Linked DNA regions of Mus musculus: region 2 is linked to region 1. A link is a loop called in an ENCODE intact Hi-C map of the cell type or tissue named here. Cell type or tissue: left cerebral cortex. All regions are shown on one strand. Each heading gives the region's core, and the rest is flanking DNA. Links, peaks and the distances in the headings are about the cores only.

The links. A loop is a pair of places that touch in the nucleus more often than their neighbours do. Peaks named below come from ENCODE experiments on the same cell type or tissue, not always from the same donor. Only the 100,000 strongest peaks of a DNase experiment are listed, where the experiment ranks them.
Region 2: a loop joins it to region 1, with 8 times the contacts of the local background. A loop is called at or near these places in 2 of 42 quality-filtered maps.

Annotation. Positions count from the first base shown.
Region 1 is chr12:45,928,750-45,936,625 of GRCm38, forward strand. No RefSeq gene overlaps it. Among named protein-coding and RNA genes, the nearest start is that of Gm33811, 38 kb to the right of the region's middle. In left cerebral cortex, for the core only: a CTCF peak has its summit at 1,193 (motif pointing right); DNase peaks (open chromatin) are centred at 1,218, 2,025, 3,587, 3,782 and 2 more places; H3K27ac peaks cover 2,281 bases.
Region 2 is chr12:46,080,097-46,087,972 of GRCm38, forward strand. The region is part of intron 2 of Gm33811 (a long non-coding RNA gene); the gene reads left to right. Among named protein-coding and RNA genes, the nearest start is that of Gm24948, 100 kb to the left of the region's middle. In left cerebral cortex, for the core only: no CTCF peak of the experiment used is centred there; DNase peaks (open chromatin) are centred at 3,326 and 3,562; H3K27ac peaks cover 1,646 bases.

The DNA of each region.
Region 1 (7,876 bases), core at 906-5,905:
CACATGGCTATCATTTCCATTATCATGACTACCACAATTATCAGGATATTTAATAATTGTACATTTAATGAGTCACATTAGGCAAGGGAAACATGCAAAGCCTCTACCTCATTAGCCAGGGTAAGTTATCGGGTTTAATAAACAAACTGAGGAAAGCTGTCATCTGTTTCTGTTCCCATTACCTCTGACTGTAGGATTCAGAAAGAGCTAAGCTCCTTATCAAAGGGAGCCCCGAGAATCTCGATCCTGGTTAGAACAAAGCCATAGCTAGCTAACTAGAGATTGTCTTTCTTTTCAGAAACATTCCTTATTTCCAGAAACTGTCTTGGTAATAAGCAATAGTGAGTTGCTTTCCTGAGGCAGTAGTTGAAGGGATTACATGCATATCTGTAACATGGCTGTTTCTTGTACAGCACTGTCCAGTGAGAGACGTAGCCTTAGTCATGTTTTTAATGCTGAAACAAGCTCAAAGGGCGTTAATATGGCTGCCAAAAACCTACGTTCTTCTTAGGCAGTATACTATACAAAATACTCTTCGGAATACTGTAGAGACACAATTAAAAAAAAAAAAAAGCCTGAAGGGTAGATGGCTTTAATTTTAATTTCTTCTGAATCAAATAGCATTCAAAATCCCTAATGTACATATTAGCCTATAAACCGGGAATAATTATGAACCTTCTCCAGTCACCACTGTATTTGTCCAGACTGCTTGCAAGAAACAGTCATGGGAGACAGTGCAGTGTCGAGAACATTTTGTCCTGCATTAAGCCTGCTTCCCTCAGAGACTGCGTGGCAGCTGACTGGTACCCTGGTTCTTCAGGCAGGTGAGCCAATTAGCACATCTCCTAGTCTGGAACTGCACTTGCTGTGGATGTGATCTGCATACCAATTCTGCAGGGCTTTGACCTTCTGGGTAGAAAAAAGAAATCAAGAATCCCATATGGGAGTTAACACTGGCCTAGATTTTTTCCTATCCTCTCTCCTGTTTTGTTTTGTTTTGTTTTTTTCCCCGTATATACAATCTAGCTACATTTTTGGATTCACTTTGAGACTAGAAAACAGTTCTAGTTCACGTGGGAATTCAAATCAGTGGGAAGGGAAGAAATTATTTCTAAAACCAAGTCTTTTACTTTCCTCTGGTGATGTAGAAAATGGAATGGAGGTAACTTCTTGTACCAGTGTCTCCTGTGGCCCACATGGGGGCAGTACTAGGTAGTTAAAAACCTCAGGCAGCTTTCAGAACAAGTAGAATCTGGCAGGAGACAAACTTTAAATGCACAGAACAGACAGGGTTGTTTTTCATAAGCATAAGTTCCCTAAAGCGGATCATTAAAGAGCCCTAAGTGGTCTTGCTGAAGAAATGAGGAAGGAAAGATGACCACTGAATCTCCAGCTACTGGTATAGTTCCTTATCAGGAGACATTGAGGGAAAAGTTTTCATCGATTACTACAGGTAAAACTACTTATTTTCACACAGACAATGTGGAATAGCTAGACAGTTTTCATTAAATTATCAAATTATATTGCAAGACCTTTAAGGGACAGTGGCACTATACCCCAGGTAGAGGCTTGCACACTCTTCAGGACGTGATGAACAGTTTCACATAAGGTCTTTTAAGTGAGAGATGTAAAGAGTACATTCATGGCCAATAGAACTGTACTGGTATATGAAATTAATGCACGCCATTAGTGACTTAATATTATTGAATATGTTTCTCCTTTAGATCATGTGTAAACATTAACCTCAGACTACACAGGACTTATGGTATAATTGTGAATTCATAAGATATGAGGAGGTTTCAGTATTGAAGGAGAAAGTCATTTCTATCTAGATAAATCATCTGGTTGTGTCTATATACATCACACATGAAATGCTGTGATGGTATTTTAAGATCCATTTTCAGTGTCTGTGGCAGAGAAAGACATAGTCACAAACACTTTGGTTTCACTATCCAAGGGGAGACAACGTTGCCTATTCCTTTAGATGGAGTGATACCACCCCCACCTTCAGGAAACTGATTTAAAATCAACTAAAGAAACTGTGTCTGATCATGTCAAGTCATATGCAAGCTGAAGCAAATGCCTCTTCATTATTGTCTTGGGGACAGCATAGCCATGCATACTAAATGGAGTCTCACCACATAGTCACAAGGCTCTCTTGGCAATAATGAGTACTACATAGGACAGATGAATACCTGCCCCCCCCCCCAACACCATCAGCACCCTTTATATCCTTCTTCTGTATTCTTTCTCCTCTCTCTGTCTCTGGTCTTTGGAATAAAATTAAACACTCATTCCTTTCTGATTCCTTCTTAACATTACTCCCATTCTGTGGATTCATGTACCAGAAGATTCAGTTGGACACAGAGAAGCTGTTTATCCTAGAGAGGCTCATTTGGTGCTCAAATGACTACAGCTTCTGGGACAGAGCAACAAGATTATTAGAGGGAAAAAATTGGTATTTGTTTCTACATTCATTTGTTTTTCAATATCTCATTAATACAATGGTCTTTTCTTCCATTCCATGGCTGATTAGAAAAAGGTGTTTAATAAACACTACGTTTTGCTTTCCCTTAAACGGCAACTTGAACTGCCATGATGGGAACAGCCTCAGTATCTGCAGAATGTTATTGAATATGCAAGACATCATGTGCTTTCCTCAGTCTGTGGTGTGACCAATAAAACTGCTTTTACTCAATTTTCTCTTTTCAATTAGAAAAATCCTTAAAATGGCCATGAATTTGAACTTTATCATTTCATCACCTTAGAGTCATCTGCCAAATCTGTAAGAAGCAAAGTTCATGCAAAAAATTAGAGTACCTTCCTCCAAACTTTATAGACGTTAATGGAAGAGCTCCATTTAATACTTAAGCAAATTTATACAATTGCTTTCTCTGTGTGGCTACACTAATGAGCATATAAGAAAGTTAATTGCATAGATGTTGCAGAAGTAAACAGCAGATTAATCTTTTTAAATAACATATATTTTGCTTGCTGGATTTTAACTTTTTTGCTCCTCTAAAATGCTAAGTGGGACCTGTGATGCAGTATATATGTTTCCCTATTACTTTTAGGGCAAAGAAAGATGACAAAGTAAGCTTAAGCATTCCGTATTCACTTATCAGGTCCCATGGGACACACACATAAAAGCATATCTTCCCTTTGCTTCCTGCTCTGTCCCACAAACCTCCCACCTCCTCCAATACCACTTACATCCACGACTTACAACTTGATCATTAGCAAGAGAGAGGAATGAATAAGAGGAGAAAGAAAAAGTAATTAATTCACTGAAGTGCAGCTGCAAATGAATTTTTGAAATAAATTATTAATTTCCTCTTTAATATTTCTACATTGATGCTGCTCTGTATCTGGGGACGGGAAGTGAGAGTTGCTCTGCTGCCCAACAGCAAGGCCCTGGGAAGACTGCAGTGCCTCCCTGTGAGTAGAGTGCGCCATGTAAATGTAAGGGTTCTGTAGTTCATCTGCAGTGTGCTTTCACCCTCAGCTCTCCAATACCCGGGCTTTAAGGTTTGAGATGGCTAAGGAGGCATGCTGGGTGGAGGTGGTTGCAATAAATGCCTTACTTTACATGTCTTCTTCTGGTGTTAGTTTCCTAAAAAACTGCCTAAATACCAAGTGTTTCCTAAAAATACTAAAATACCAAGACAAAGGCTGAACACATGTTATGATTCTGGAGAAAAAGATAGCATCGCAAATTTAAAATCATTCTGTTATGTAGGAGGGAGAAAAAAAATGAATTGTGTAGGTGATGCTAGGTTACCTAAAACTGCATCTTCACAACATGGAAAAGGAACATGAATCTTTTGTGTCTTCAAACCTAACCTGAGCAGAGATTGGGGAACGCCGTGAGGATTGCAGCAGGGCTCTGCCTTGCCCCCTCCTCTTTGAGGTTCCAATCTTCAGTCAACTTTAAGCCCAGATTACAGAGCACTTTCCTTATCAGTCCCTCAAACACTATCAGGAAATCTGCTTGTCTTGACCTCTCTGGCTTATGGGTGGGTGGCAAATCTTAAGCATCACATGGAAAAGATGTTTTTTTAACAGGAGAAAAAGCACTGGTGCTGTTTCTGTGCTCAGAGATGCTGGCTCCAAATGGTTTGAGGAATGATTGTTTCTACTTAAAGTGATTGATACATCTATACCTACTTGGAGAGAATTTCATTACCTATTCCTTCTGCTAGGACAAGCTGACTAGAGTCTCAGAAGACAAGGGGGAACATATTTGAGTAACAGAGTGCCATTCTCTTTTATAAAAGAGGGAAGAAAAACCAACACATTTGTAAGAACCTTAGTGAGTAAAGATTCTGAACAGGTGAACAAAGTGTTAATAGAGAAAAATACACAATATATAACATAATTGGGCTTTTAGCCTTTTGTTCCATGATTAAGATATTTCTACTGGCTCACTTACATGAGCATTTCTTTTTAAATTACCCACAATTTTTAAACACGGGGCAAAATGAGAACCGTAAAGGCTACCTAACAGAATTCAATTCGTTCCACACTACTACTTAGGAATTAATGTTTTCATTGTGTGTGGCATTTGAAAACTCAGAAGCTCATTACTACTATCTTGCAGATGATTTTGGAAGAGAAAATTAAAAAATTTAATCTCTAATTTGGGGTCAAACATAAGAGAAAACAACTTAATGAGCTCCTTAAAATGTAATGTTCTTTTACAAAACAAGAAATCCTTGTAAAACCTGCAAGTCTGTCTCTTCTCAAATATTTTCTCAAATGCTTCTGGATGCTTCCTAAAGCTATTATTTCCAGCAGAGTCACAGAAACATTCAGCTATGTAGGCGGGCCCAGTAAATTTAGCATCTAAGCCACATTCTGACATGTTAAGAATAGGCGTCCATAAATCTCTCCTAGCTTCTCCTGAGGAGATTAAATCTTTCTTTTCAAGAATTTGCTAAGTTTCAGGAATTGGTACAATATAATAAATGACTTGTAGACATGGCTGAGAAAAGAGTGGAAGATAATGGGATCCTCTTGTATAAGAACCAGATAAGGAGTTGAAAGGAAATTCTGGGTATTACACATGAGGCAACCTAATCTGCCTGTAGCATCACTCGGAGTCATAAATAGGGGAATGTGGACCATTGTTAAGAAGCCCTCATGTTGCACAGAGTCATTTTACTTTGATGGCAAATCTCTTTAGAACATAGCTGCCACAAATAAGATTCCATAAACTCTCAATTACATTGAATTTTATTTGTTGTTAAATTAGTCAAACCTGGTACTCTGACCATTTATTTTCCCCAATCTACTTCAAAATGCAGGTGTCTCAGATTTTCAGGATTTCTTTAATTCCTTAACCTCCCTCTCAGTAGAAAGGGTTCAGTGTATTGAGTAATATATTGAAGAGGGTTAAGCTCCTTATGAACAGGGGAAGCTTATATTTCTACTAAAAACAAATAAGGAATTTATTGAAAAGCTACTATATTGGTAAGAGGAACAATATGCAGTAGACTCTGTAGAAGTGGGATCTGGAGTTGTTTCAAAACAAACCAAGTTAAAGGATTTTCTCATTAGAGTGCTAGAGGGGGTGGATTCCTCAGTGCCAAACACTTTTTGCCGATGCATCATACCTCTTGATGCTTCTAAATGCCAAGAATGTAATTCAAATTGACTGAACATGGGACATTAGCTTACTCATTGGTTACTCTGTCCAGACAGAATCATGAATGAGTAGTTCCTTAAAGCAACAATTATATTCTTAGACCCAAACAAGGTAGAATTGATCAATAACAAACACACAAAGGAGGAAAGAAAAGAGAGAGGGACGGAGAAGGAAGAAAAAAGGAGAGGAGGAGAAAAGAAAAGAAGATAAAGAAGATATAAGAAAAGAAACAAAATCAGCAGGAGGACCCAAGATAGCATGCTGCACATCTTTGATCACCCTGAGTCCAAAAGCTGATAACTCTTATCAGTATTTGCCCATCTCCCCTGTCTTACCTTTCTTCAAATAGGTAAAGATGCCATGATAACTTGCAGACATATAACTCATTCCATTTGATAAATTGGGTGGAGGGGAAAGTCTGAGAAAGACTAAGGGTGTTTTGCAAGTACATACTAGCCCTCTTAATGTCTTCCCTAGTCAGATCTATGTTGAGAGGGCTTTTTTGTCCACGGAAGGAGCTTAAGACCACATTTAAATCTGTTTCTTGTATCTCTGATCACCTATCTTCTCATCTACCTTGCAACAGTCAAGTCTTGCTGTTTTAAGAGCCCTCTGTTACCAAGATGTCTTTTTAGCTGTGAACTATTGGCACTATCTTTGCTAAAAGTTCCCCAAAGTGTGGTTATGTTGTGACCCTCAGTATCTACAGTTTCAAGATTACTTTCTCAGGATATCACTTTAGACAATAAATGCTTTTGTTCCTCCAGAGCAACCTTTGAGCCAATCCTGACTCATAAAAAAGGATATACAACCTGAAGAATTAGTTTCTTCAAAAATGTATTTTCAAAAATATATACTGAAGTCTCACTATTATCTGAACTCCATATCTGTATAACTATAGTAACTAATATATGCTTAATCTAAAAATGTATGAAGAAGAAAAGTAGTGGTTGTATAAATCTTAACTCATGTCTCTCTATGAACACTTATTAGAAATATTAAGGAAATATTAGTGGTTCTCCCATCTGTTATTCTAGAGTTATGGTTAATGTTATCATATCTTTATTTTAAGTGGTTAACAGGAGTAAAACAATGTGAGATGTTAGGAATTTTTAAAAAAATTATTAAATCTTTTTTTTTTTACACTCCATATTTTATTCCTCTCCTGGTCTTCCCTCTGACAGTTCCACATCGCATACCTTCTCCCACCCGCAGTCTCCAAGAGGATGTTCCCAGCCCCCACTCCTCACCCCACCAGATCTCCCCACCTCCTAGAGCCTCCATTTTATTGAGAGTTAGGTGCATCATCTCTGATTGAACCCATACGTGGCAGTCCTCTGCTCTATGTGTTAGGAGGTCTCATATTAGCTGGTATATGCTGCCTGGTTGGTGGTCCAGTGTCTGAGAAATCTTGAGGTTCCAGGTTAATTGAGACTGCTGGTCCTCCTACAGGGTCTCCCTTCTCCTCAGCTTCTTTTAGCTTCTTCCTAATTCAACCACAGGGTCATCAGCTTCTGCACATTGTTTTGGTGTAAATATCTTCATCTGATTCTCTCAACTGGTTGTTGGGTCTTTCAGAAGGCAGTCATGATAGGCCCCTTTTTGTGAGCACTCCACAGCCTCAGAAGTAGTGTCAGATCTTTGGGTCTTTCCCTGATCTGAATCCCACCATGGGCTTGCCACTGGACCTCCTTTTCCTCAGGCTTTTCTCCATTTTTTGTTACTACAGTTATTTCAAACAGGAACAATTATGGGTCAGAGTCTTTGACTGTGGGATGGCAACCCCATCCCTCACTTGATTGCCTGACTTTCTGTTGGAGGTAGGCTCTATAAGTTTCCTCTCCCCATTGTATGGCATTTCATCTAAGTCTCTCACCTCCCAGGTCTCTGGTGCATTCTGGGGTTTTTCCCCAACCTTCTACCTCCTGAGGTTGCCTGTTTCATTCTTTCTGCTGGCCCTCAGGGCTTCAGTCCTTTCCCCCCACCCAATACTTAATCATGTTCTCCTCTTCTCCACCCTCTCCACTTTCCCACCCAGGACCTTCCCTCCCCCCATCCTGTGATTGCTTTCTTCTCCCTCCCAAATGAGATTGAGGTGTCCTCACTTTGGTCCTTCAGCTTATGAAACTTTTTGAGTTCTGTGGACTGTATCCTGTGCATTCTATCCTTTTTTTTTTTTTTTTTTTTCTAATATCCACTGGTTAGTGAGTACATTCCATGCATGTCCTT
Region 2 (7,876 bases), core at 1,257-6,256, 150 kb after region 1:
TGTCCAATTTTCTGAGGAACCTCCAGACTGACTTTCAGAGTAGTTGTACAAGCTTGCAATAGAACTCACTCTTAATAAAAATATGTACCACACTCTCCAATCCTCTGTTTATGAGATAGCTGACATTCTAACATCAGCTTTTTATGAATATATGTAAGTTTTCTACTCTGTGAGGTAGCAAGCACTGGCATGTCTATAGATCACCAACCTCTCACTACCTTCTAGCTTGCACTGTAATTAGTAGTTTAAGTACTTTTTATACCATAGACACTAAGTTTTCTAGGAAAGACCATGTCTTCTTACTCTTTTAGGGCCACAACTTAAGTACTATGACTAGTATATAATAATTAAATGCTTTTGGTGCATGTTCAGATGTTCTTATTGATCTGAGGAAAAAAAAAAGAACCCAGACTATGAGTAAAAGTCTCATCTTCATAGGGAGTTGATTGAATAACTTTATTTCCATTGCAAGAGAAATTTGTACTTCTTCATTTACAAAATTTTATATTGTTTCTTCTCAGTAGTATTTTTCTAAAATTTCCAAACTTCAAATCATTTTATTATTTTATTTATTTGGTCCCCATGATGAACTATAAATACTGTTACAATTCTTGTTGTTTTCCCTGAGTTGCAGAGAGAAAACTGAGGCTGAGAGAAGATGATCTTCCCAGGGGCACATGATAGACATGTCCATACAACTCTCTTCAGTGCTGACCTAAGGAATAATTATTGTGCTGTGTAGTGTTCATGCAGGTGATTTGGGCATATGAGACATATAGATACATTTGTTAATGATCCCTGTTAGAAATGAAATGTAAATGTGCTTGCTTTAAAAATATTTTGCTGGTTTCCAACAATGCATCTATTATAAAATTCACTTGGAGAGAGGTAGGTGTGGAAGTTCCTTGATGTTTGGTCTCTTAACTTTAAGTCTTTACTCTGTAAAAGTTTGTACCATAAGCTAGCCTAACTCATTCACAATCACTAAGAAAACATACTACTCTAAAAGATATTTTCTCTCTGGTCAGCTGCCTTCTTAATTCAGCTATCTATAAACCAGATTATGTAGACAAATGCACCCTTGAAAATATTCTATTAAAAAGAGTCACAGCAGCAGTTAACGCAAAGTGAACAGGAGGTCACCTTGGATACAAGTTCAAAGATATTCAGATTGTGGCAGACTTGTAGAAATATAGTGATGTTTCATAATAAATTAATGTATATATGGTGTCTTTCTTTGAAGTGTGAAGTTTAATTTTCAACACTAATTTTTAAAAGAGGAAAATAACAATTTTTTACAAGCTCAAAATACCCTTAGATAACTTAAGCTATCTCCAGGTGGAAACAATGGATTACTTAAGAACTGTTTGGTTTTTCATTGGGATATCTAGAAAAGTTAATATCTTTTTGGTGTATTAAGTGTATCCATGGAGGTATAAAGACAGCAGAAGTCCCTTGCCTTTCCTTTTCTGAACTGTGCCTTGTTCCCTATACCAGCACTAGCTCTGGTCTAAAATGCCTCTTTAGAGTAAAAATTTTCTCATTTGTGTTTCTTCATCTCATCTACAATTTCCTCCAAATAAAACCTTCACAACATACCACAATTGCATGTCAGATACAAAAGCCCTGGGGTGACATTTCCTGACAAGTCTTCCAATGGATTTTCCATACACACACATGAATAGGCACCAGTCCCTCAGCCCTAGTGAAACCTCTAGATGCACTTCACTTTCCTATATGCTAGTCCCCCACCTCAATCCATGACAATTTCCCTTCACTCAAATGAGTATTTTATTTTTAAGAACTAAACACTAATTGACTTTGCTTTCAACTTTGGATTCCCATAAACATGCTACTCAATCTTTTGTAGTTCACCATCTTTCATTGCATCCTCATCTGATGATCTCTGTCCATCCTTTAGAACTACTTCAAATATGCCTTCTCTCCTGTGAGACCTGCTTACCCTCTACAGTGAGTCAAGTACTTCTGGTGCTTTGCACATAGTGATCAGAAGACCACCATGGGCAGCTTATGTGTAGGTCTTTCTACTTTGCAAACAGCTTCCCAAATCAGTACGAGGTCTTGGCCAACACAAGCACTCATCTTTTTTGAGTTAATTGATGCATAGGGCACATGGAAATTTGGTACATGTGGAGAAATATTTGGTTGTGGTATAATGATAATGTCAGTGATGGTGATTTATATATAATTCATTACCATCTAAGATGTACCAAGGAATATCTTCTGAACTTTGTCAAAATTTCCATGTCCATATAACCTCAGGCAAGTGTGTTATTTAACATAAAAATTTTGAAGAGATGGAGCCAAAAATCTTAGGTGGGGGATTGTTAAGACTGAAGAAGCCTGGAAGTGGTGGCACATGCCTTTATACCAGCACTTGGGAGGCAAAGGCAGGTGGATTTCTGAGTTCAAGTCCAGCTTGGTCTAGAGAGTGAGTTCCAGGACAGCCAGGGCTACACAGAGAAACTCTGTCTTGAACACCCCCCCCCACACACACACAAAAAAAAGAGACTGAAGAATTTGGGGATCACAGAGGCAAAGTACCTACTGAAGATCTGACAGTTAATTACTTACATAGATGGAATTTAGGAAGAAGTTACATAGACTGTAGAATCCATGAGCCACAGCTAAAATGCCTCTTCCCATATCCTATCCTGAGTAGGAGATGTCGCTACTCTCCTTACGGTTTCATTTACTTAGTGCTTCTCAGAAAAATTCCTAAAGTAACAACTCTACTTTTCACTGGTCAGGATTACAAAGGCATGGCCCAAAAGTAGCAAAGGTTGAGACAGGATGATAGCCAGCCATCTTCTGGCATGATCACCATCATTATCTTTCAAGGTACTGAACAGTCTCCTTAAACTACTCTACATCTGTGTGAACCATGTCTGGACACACCCTCTGCCTCCAACTGCCTTCTCATTAGAATTCTGTCCCCAGGATCCACAAGGGAAATGTGAAGTTGCTACTGCCCATAGCTAGCATTCATGAGAAGAACAAATCCCCTACATCATAGGAAAAGACAGGAGCTAAAAGATGTTTATGCCTATCTCTCTCCTTTGTCTACCAAGCATTTCTATCTCACGTGCTTTTCTCTAGCACTACAATGAGAGTCCTCCTTGTATGCTTGGCTACGAAGAAGGATGAAGAACATTCTGAAGTCATTTCCTAAAATATGCATTGCATTTAGTTCTCTTTCTACTATCAGATATATGCAAGGTGAAGTTTAATACATTTATATTCCCTCTCCAGTCACATTTTGCCATCTGTGGTGCATTCAACAGGCCCAGAGAGGCCCACATCTATAATGGCTGTGCTTTAATATTCTGGATGCTACTATAGATACCGATAGACTTGGATAGAAACCAAAGCCTAGGGAAATAAGGGGTAAATTCAGCTTAGCTCCATTTCTTTAGATTATTTGCCTGGAGTAGAACATCCTAAAGTTTGCAGATTTCTATGTGACATTTTTTTAAATAGCTCTAGATGTACAGCCAGAAACTCTTTTAAAAAAAGAAAAGAAAAATAACGTCAAAGGTGACTCAGCCTAGCTGAAGCAAAAAAAGTTTAATTCAGAACATAATTTGCTTTCTTTTATTTGCACACTGCAGTTCTGGGGAATAAAAGCCATTATAGAATCAAAGGACAATTTGCTTTTTTGTTGTTGTTGTTCTGCACTGAATTTTTAAAGGCTTTAAAAAAAATAGCATAAACAGATAAATGATACCAGATTTGGTGCAGCTTAAAACTAAGTACCTTGAGCTCCTTCTCGTAATAAACAGAAGGAGTCTTGGCTCTCTGCTCCAAGCACAGGGTTGTGTGAGCTCAGTAAGACTGATTCTCCTCCTAGCCCCCAAAAGAAAAAAAGGTGAACCGAGGCATTGACAATGATTCTCAGGGAGATGGGGGTGTTAAAAGATGTTTAATTATGCATGTTCCAATCTTTTTGTTCTTTTATGAAAATTGTCTTTCACTATCTGTGTTAGCCTGTTAGCTCTGTTTCTGTCTTTGTCTCTCTCTGCCTCTGTCTCTCTGTGTCTGTGTCTGTGTTGTGTGTGTCTCTCTGTGTATGTGTATGTGTGTGTGTGTAAAATTGAGTGTATATTTATTTGTGTTTGTGAATGAGTGTGTGTGTTTCAAGTTTTAAGCCTCTCAGGAAAATCCTCAGTCCTTCCTAGTGGAGGAATATTGCAATAAGAAAAATCAGGGGAACATTGATCTATGCTTATGGAAAATAAAACAGAAAATTGAATAGGATAAAGGTAGTAAGGATTCAGATAAAATGAGCTTCTGTAAGATTTTCTGAGAATAGATTATAAAGTGTGGATGAAAAGGTTTGGGGGCAGTGGCAGAGTGTGAAGACATTGATATGAATTATGTATTAAATTCTGTGGCCCATCTTCAAGAAATGTCAGCAAAGTATGGGATTGGTTTTAATTACTTTTTGATTGTTGAGCTATTTCTCAAATGTGACATTGCACAGCAATGCCCTAGCTTATAACAGGAAAGAAAGGGATTACATATCAGAATGGAGAAAACAATTTCTCTTTTTAAGGAGTTTCTCATGTTGTGTGTGTATCCTTACAGTCCCTGTAAAGCCCTGGAAATATAGTTCCCTGGAGAATGTTGACCTGAGTGCAGAGAGAATGAGTGGATGGTTCTCTGTGCCAGACATTTGTTTCCACAATACTAATCAAGATTTTACTTCTGACAACTGAAGAGCAGGATTTATCCTTGCTTCTGCTGTCATCAGAGACAAAGGACAAGACTAATTATGATATAGTATCTACTAAAGCGCAGCTACAAAGTGAGTAAAAATAGATTGTAGGATCAGAAATGACCCACGATGCTCATAACCTGGGTAGGAAGTTACAAGTATATGAAGGGGAAAACCAGGGCCTAAGAGCAAGAGCAGTCAAGAAGTCACTCTTGGTGGAGAACTTATGTGCTGGCTTCCTATGCTCATGCTAGGTAAGGAGAATGTTCCAAATTAGAGGCTTTGAACTAGTTGTAGGGACAGTCCTATCTGAGGAGGAGACTGGAATCTGATTCCTGGTGGGAGAACCACAATTTCTTATTGCACTTGGAACAGCAGATCGTGTAGTTCACTCTGAGGATAATATAAGGTTCCACACCAGAAGGGTACATGGGACAAGCATGACAAAGCCAAAAGTCTTTTATCTCCTCTATATTTAGGAAGACTTATACCTGCATCATTTTATCAAAGCTGAAATCTGGAAATACGTTTGTCTTCCATTTTGCCTGTTTCTAGGGATATACTTGGAAACAGATTTTGCTATACAGACATTACTCAAATTCCCTGAGATCTTAGAAGCATTCAAAATCAAAAGGCTAAGTCTCACTGATAAGGTTCAAGAAAGTTTTTTTTCCTTCTTTAGAGGAACACCAGTGCAAATTTATGCTATTTAACAAAATTGGTGTTGTAATGGCCTAGAGTGCATGCTAAAGATAGGACCCAGGAAGAGAACCACTTTAGTCCAAGCTTGTAGTTGAGCTGCCATGGCAAAACAGGCTTTCTTATTCTTAATACTTACGTCACAAGGCAAATAACAAATAACACTTTAACTCAGAATAATTAGCTAACTAAATTTATCAGCACTCAGAACACACAGCAATGCCTTTACTTCCCTTCCTTATTTTATTCATTTTTCCTTAGAAGCAATGCTATTTCTATTACTTCTGCAGGCCCTCCTGCAACCCACCATTTTCCTGTGTTAGAAAAGACCAGTGCCCTCCCCACCTTGAGTGATCCATATTACCTAAAGTCACATATTGATTGGTAGCTATAACCAAATTTATGACTCAAAGACTTTGGAATTATGGAGCTATGTTTAGCCTCAAACCCATGCTAAATTACTTCAAAGGCCTGCTTATATTCTTGTATTTTCCAGCAAATGCACTAGTAAACCACAGAATTGAATTCTTTAATTTATAACTAAGTGCATATAATTGTTCAAACATCTGGTTTACAAATAACAAAATTATTCAATTTACTTCTCTGGAACAGTTCAAGTACTAATCATCATATTTTCTAATATTTTCCTGTTTGCACTTAGTCAAACAAATTAGGTTCTTGTATTTTAAACAATCAAATGCACTACCAATATCCCAGAGGTTTGATTTTGATCTATAATTTCTTACCCATTTCTGATATTTTGAAACATACTTTCATCTGAAGTTTTTGGGGTTTTTTTCCACGTTGATTTCCCCTAAGTAATTTGTTCCATTCTATTGTGTTCACCTCAGGATAAAAACTAGTGTCCAGGAACACTGTGTGAGAATATGTATAGTTCACTCACTGAGATTTCCATAGATTGTCAATTGCAAGATTATTCTAGCATCTCAAATTGTGATAAATGGCTATCCACCACTATATTTGTTTTTTCTCTATGTGTTTGCCTTTTCATTATGTTTGTGATTTCAAGGTCAGAACATAGCTGTCACAGCTTCTTGTGTGTCTTATTAACCAGATACCACCCATGGTGGAGGAGGAAACTAAAAAAGACATCTCCCTTCTTTAACTCTTTTCTTAATTAGGAATACTAACGCCAAGATGCCATCAACTGGCATTCTTTTTAGAGAAAGTATCCCAGAAGAAACCTACTAAAATTCCCGCACCCAAAAAATAAAGAAAAACACAGTATTTGCCTAGCCTAGCCTTGAAATATGTCCTACATTAGCAACTTCCAATGTTGATTCCATTAGAGAGAAAGGTATATGAGACCATGGAGCCAATTATAAAACTACATGATTAGCAAGCAGTCAAGCCCTGTTTTTTATTATTCATTATCCTTTCAATATTCATGTATCTGAACTGGAAGTCAACTTAAAACCAATAAATTGTTCTTTGAAAACAATACCATAACCTTCTTTTCTTTTTCCAAAATGAGAAACACCTTTTGCATTGACTATAATATTTATGTATTGCACTAAGTATACATATTTAAATGATTATGGGAATTCAAAACCATATAAAATAGTGTATTTTCATTCATGCATTTATTCGACAGTTACTTAATAATTACTATATCCAAGGCTCTGTTTTAGTTACTGAATGTTTATCAGGGAAAAAAAGCAAAGCAAAATGAAAATCGACAAGAAGGCCTGCCCAAGAGATTCTAGCAGTTACCAGTAGCTGATGCTCCCCCCTCCTTTGCTGGAGAAACACACTTCCTATATTGACTTAGTTATACAATTTGTTTTAGATAATGAAATGGTAGTGATTATGATAAGTGTTATTTCCAAGTAGAAGCTTCTGTTCTCTTCTGTCCAGACAAAAACAATTCAGCTTGGAGTACCCAGAATAACACAAGTCACTGAAGAGCCTTAGCCAATTCATGGAAATAAGATAGTTTGTGAGTAACTGATTGAAGTTATTTCTTACCATAGCACGGCAAGCTAAATAAACTCATTTTGTAAATAGTATACTCAGTACAAAGACACTGTGTACTCTTGGAAAAGCACAATAACAGAGTAGAACATGCAGGACAGTAGGGAAGGCTGTGTATCATCAAGTGCAAGCATTGCCTAGGACCATGAGGGTAGACCCCAGTGGGAAAATGAGATTGTAGGTGCATTCTGAAGAATGGCAGGAGATTTACCATGAGGATGGATAAGCTAGATGCAAGGCCCACAGATGAGAAGCTACTTAGAGACTTTGGCAAAAATCAATGAGTTTCCTTTAGCTACAGGAAGATAGCTAGGTTCTAAGGGATAAAGGGCAATACAGCATTAAGCCCGGGGGCAAGTCATGGAGACATTGCAGAGTTTCTCACAAAGGAATGAAAAACAATATCTTAAAGTATCATTTTTGCAGCCATGATCAGTGTTATTA